2 separate regions of the Mus musculus genome follow, and region 2 is linked to region 1. The links are chromatin loops, found by intact Hi-C in ENCODE. Cell type or tissue: gastrocnemius. All regions are shown on one strand. Region 1 overlaps Pde10a (phosphodiesterase 10A). Region 2 overlaps Gm46585 (a long non-coding RNA gene).

Evidence for each region. Peaks named below come from ENCODE experiments on the same cell type or tissue, not always from the same donor. Only the 100,000 strongest peaks of a DNase experiment are listed, where the experiment ranks them.
Region 2: it touches region 1 in a loop (2.1-fold over the local background); 9 of 42 quality-filtered maps call a loop at or near these places.

What each region holds. Positions count from the first base shown.
Region 1 is chr17:8,929,903-8,932,402 of GRCm38, forward strand. It overlaps Pde10a (phosphodiesterase 10A), which reads left to right. Exons shown (of 22, transcript NM_011866.2): 5 at 608-657. Among named protein-coding and RNA genes, the nearest start is that of 1700010I14Rik, 57 kb to the right of the region's middle. In gastrocnemius, no CTCF peak of the experiment used is centred here; a DNase peak (open chromatin) is centred at 1,444.
Region 2 is chr17:8,730,072-8,732,571 of GRCm38, forward strand. The region is part of intron 1 of Gm46585 (a long non-coding RNA gene); the gene reads right to left. It also overlaps a transcript of Pde10a not described here. Among named protein-coding and RNA genes, the nearest start is that of Gm46585, 4.1 kb to the right of the region's middle. In gastrocnemius, a CTCF peak has its summit at 1,220 (motif pointing left); no DNase peak of the experiment used is centred here.

The sequences.
Region 1 (2,500 bases):
GCGCTCTTCATGCTACCACATGCCACCATCACTGTGAGTTTGCCCTCACTGTTTTGTTGATAAAGAGGCTGAGGACCAACCAGGCACCCAAACACACAGAGACCAAAGTGAGATACAGGGAATTTAAATCTGGGCGACACCCCTGTCCCCACCCACCCAGGACTTACAGTGTTTGATATGATAATTGCCTTGGGATGATCTTGAAGAAACATGTAAGTTAAAATCTGTTCACTTTGGTGTTACTTGTATATTTACACAATGTGTTTTGGTGGGTGCTTATTTAATTCATGTGGGGTTTTTTCCCTTACCCTCAAAAATTAAATGAGGTGCCCCTCTCCTATTGTGAGGATCGAAAGCGGGATAGATGCCTCTGTATGAGGTGTGTAGCCTCCCGTGTGTATTAGAGGATGCCGGGAAAATGTCTGTAGACTGGGAACCTTCTGATTATGTTATTGAGCAAAGCCACACATTATACTGTTCTGTTTATGAGCACCGCTTATGTTAACCAATCCTCGCAAAGGCTGGTGCCCAAGTCTCGCTGTAGAATCTGTGATGTTATATTCTTCCATTGAGATTAGTTTCTTCCTTCTTTTTATTGCTTTGGCAGCCACAAAAGCCGACGGATTTGCACTGTACTTCCTTGGAGAGTGCAATAATGTAAGTATCTATATATAGACTTTGGTGCTCTAGAAAAGATATTCTCACAAGCGCTCTAAGAATCGACTGTGCTGCAAACAGTGGCTGGGCCATAAGGAGTACCTCAAGGCCTGCTCGCACTTCGGTTGTACCTTTGGCTACTGCCTGCCAGAAATGGCCCAGCGGCACACAGGCCCACCGTGCAATCAATTGTGTATCTTTGCTTTGGTTCATTTCATCCTGTTCTGTGTGTGGTATTTCTAGAATGTGTGTTTCTTATAAAAATTAGTTCAGCCCTTTGATGCCCTGGGAGGAAGCCTGTGTCCTTCCTGCACTTCATCTGCCTCAGAGTGAATAAGAACAAAAGGGTGGTAGCATTGTGTGACTTTTCTGAGGGCTGGCAAGGTGAGTCTGTTAAGAGCGCTGGGGTGGGGCTGTTAAGCCTGGATCAGGGTCTCCGCCTCTATGGCTGCTCCTAGATTTCTGGTTGAGTACAAGCGATACACCCCATGGTCACATGCAGTACCCGCACACACACAGACACACTTCAGCATCTTCAGTGCTGGTGCCTGGTTTGCTAGGCCTCCACAGTAGTACTTTTTACTATAATGAAGTCCATTCGTGAGCTCGTGTGATACACAGAGCACTTCTGTGAGCTAGGCAACACCATGGTGAACTATGGTGTGGATTTGCGGTATGATTCCCATGTTCTTGAGTAACTAACCGTGTAGTGTTGGTGTTACAGAGCATGTGAACAGAGAAGGCTCCAAGATCTGTTGGCAGTCTCCCTGAAATAGCAAAACAATGCCAAGACCACCAGCTGCATACAAATCTTGGTTGGTTGACTTGCCTCATAGCAAGTCAACGGCTGCCCACAGTCCTTGTTCACCTGCGTGGTAGAACCGCTGACCAAGGCCTTGTTCCCTGATATTAAAGCTCATGTAAAGTCAGGAGCTTTGCTATCCCCAGAATCTCCCTTCAAAGGAGCAGCCAGACAAGAATGTCTATCAGAGAACATTACACAGACCTCAGTCCATTTCCAATACTCAAAACTGTACCACAGGTTGTGGCGTTTATGACGGATAATCTATGAAAATAAAAAGCTGTAATTTTTTTCCTGCTCTGTTTCTACAAGTTGTGGGGATAGTCTTTAGTTTAAAATTGATTTTAACTGACACAAACAGAGTGAGCGTGTCAGTGAGGCATGCCATGGGAACCGAGTCAGGGGGCTGTGTGCCCGCCTAGAAACATTTACCACACGTCTATAGCAAGTATAATCCCCTTCCTGTAGCGTTCCACGATGTGTCACACTGAGCCATGGCACCCCACTCCTGGTCCCGTGTACTCTAGCCCACTGACCAGACCAACCTCCACTACACACACACACACACACACACACACACACACACACGCACACACACACAGCTTCTGATAAACACCATCTTATCGAAGCTTCTAGAAGATCCAAGTTTCTAGATCCCTCCTGAGCAGTGAAGCACCTGTCTTTCCATACCTGCTCATGTAAGGATTTTTGGTAGAAAACAATCAGAATGTTGTCTGTTTGCTTCTGTGCACAGCTTGTGTGTGTGATCAGGGTGTGCTCACGGGGACCTCAGCTTGTCACTCCCCTTGGACGGCTTTCATCGCAAGAGTGCTAGTGCAGCTGTGAATAGCATCTAGGGTGATGTCTGCAGAGACCAGGTGCACAGGTGACTCAAGTGGGGACTCAGTGGGGTCTCCTCACTGCTAAAACTTGGGTCCTCAACATGTTGCTAGCCCGTTTACCCGAACAATGTGATAGGGTGGACTTTGAGCTGCCACTGTTGCAAAGAGGACAGGGGAGCTGTGTACCAGGGACCTCTGA
Region 2 (2,500 bases), 200 kb before region 1:
CACTGTTTCTCTGCAGTCGGATCTGTTCCCCTCTTACCTATTTGAATATGTGATGCAAACACATAAGCTGTGGGCACACACACAGACTCTACACTCTGTCCTAGCCTTGACTCACACGCATATTCCTGCATTTGTCTTATGCTACGAACATGATTCGTTTTTTATTAGATATTTTATTTATTTACATTTCAAATGTCATTCCCTTTTTCAATTTCCCCTCCAGAAACCCCATAACCTATCCTCCCTCCCCCTGATTCTATGAGGGTGTTCCCCCCACCCACTCCCATCTCCCTGCCCTGGCATTTCCCTACACTGAAGCATTGAGCCTTCACAGGACCAAGGGCCTTTCCTCCTATTGATGCATGACAAGGCCATCCTCTGCTACATATGTGGCTGGAGCCATGGGTTCTTCCATGTGTACTCTTTGGTTGGTGGTTTAGTCCCCGAGAGCTCTGGGGGTTCTGGTTGGTTGATATTTACGAACATGATTCTTATCACTGTTAATATCCTTATATTCCCTATGCTGATGGTCTTATAGTCCGTGGCTGCACTTGCCTGTGTCGGGGTACCCTTTGCTCTGGCTCCCAGGGGACCTAAGATTCCTGAGCTCCACACATGTGTACTGAATCACCAGGCCAGGATGCTACAGCTCGCACAAATAGGCCACAGTATGCCAGTGTTTCGTGCATGTGATGAGCATCTGTGCAGCTCTCACTAGTGTGAGCTATCAGAGTCCCATTGTGGGCATCACCCGCTCGCTCCTCAGTTGCATCTCCTTTCTGCATCCTGCTCTCTGCTCCAGGGATACCACTGTCCAAAATTCTCTATTTGTCTCCTCTCCCACATAATTTATACCTTTACTGTAGATGTGTGCGTACCTAAACAAAACTCTATGGTGCCTTGGAAAGTCACACTTGCACCAAACACCATTGTATTGGATTCTGCTGCTCACCCTTTCAAACGCTGGCATGTGGCGCTGACCTGCTTGCTTCCCGATGCTATGTGACGGTTCACTACAGAGATGGGCTCCAGTGTGTGGTTCTTCTGTTTTTCTTTTGAAGGACAGTGAGTTGTCGTCTTCCCTGTTTGACTTTTTTATATTATAAAAGGACTTCTGTGAATGTTGTCCCTGTGTCCCTGTGTCCATCTGTGAGATCAGTTTTGTTTTGTTTTGTTTTAACGAGATTCAGACACCAGGGAGCACAGCTAGCGCCCCCTACAGACCACCCTATTTAGCTCTACATAATTTACTCTTTCAAGTGTTTGAACCAATTAGAAATGGGTCCAAATTTTTCCAAGAAATTTTTTTCTACCCCTAACCCCACCCCACCCCCGCCCCATGAAAACCGCTCAATGATTCTTTTACTTTTATGTAGTAGTGGGAATGACCAAATTTTCATGTTTGTTCATTTGTTTATTTTTATTTCTTTTGCTCCCTTTTCATCGCATGTTTTGGTGTTTTTCCTATTAACTCGAAATTCTTTTATATTGTGGATATTTATCCTTTTCTAACCCCTAAGACCTCCCCATTTTATTGAAAATAGATCCCCCGACCCCACAGATCATATCTTGATTATGATTTCCTCTTTAGCCCTTCCAGTTCCCCCTCTCCTCCTCTCCCATCTGAAACCACTCCCTTTCTGTCTCTCATTAGAAAACAAACAGGCTTCTGAGGGATAAAGATAAAGAAGAACAAAATAAAACATAAAACAAAAAATTTTTTTTATCACATCAGAGTTGCACAAGACAAATAAACAGAAGGAAGAGTCCAAAAGAGGGCACAAGCATCAGAGACCCACTCATTCTCACACTTAGGAATTCCCTAAAAACACTAAACTGGAAGCCATAGTATACCCACAGAGGACCTGTTGCAGAACAGTGCATGGCTGTATGCATGCTGCCTCTGTCTGTGAAGTCATATGAACATTGCTCATGTTGATTGTTTGAGGGTCTCATTTTCTTGGTGTCCTCCATCCCCTCTGGCTCTGACAATCTGCAGGGTTCCCTGAGAAGGATTTGATGGAGACCTCCCATTTAGGGCTGAGTGTTGCAAGGCCTTTCATTCTCTGTATGGTGTCTGGCTTTAGGTCTCTGTATCTGTCCCCATCTACTGCAAGAGGAAGCTTCTCTGATGATGGCTGAGCAAGGCACTGATCTAAGAGCATAACAGAATGTCAGTAGGAGTCATTGTATGGGTACATTTAGTAGAGCAGTAGTATTTTGTTTTACCCCATGTCCCTGACCTATCTAGTCTCTGGTTCTTGGTCCTCCAAGCAGTATGGGTTCTATCTCATGGAGTGGGCCTTAAGTCATATTAGACGTTGCCTGGCTACTCCATAAGCTCTGTGCCACCATTGCATTAGTGTATCTTGCAGGCAGGGCAGAGTGTAGGTCAAAGGGTTGGTGGCTGGCTTGTCCATCATGCATTCCTATTGGTGTAGAATGCCTTAGTTTAATCCTTTTTTGTGCCTGGATCACCCATTATTTTTATGATTTTTCA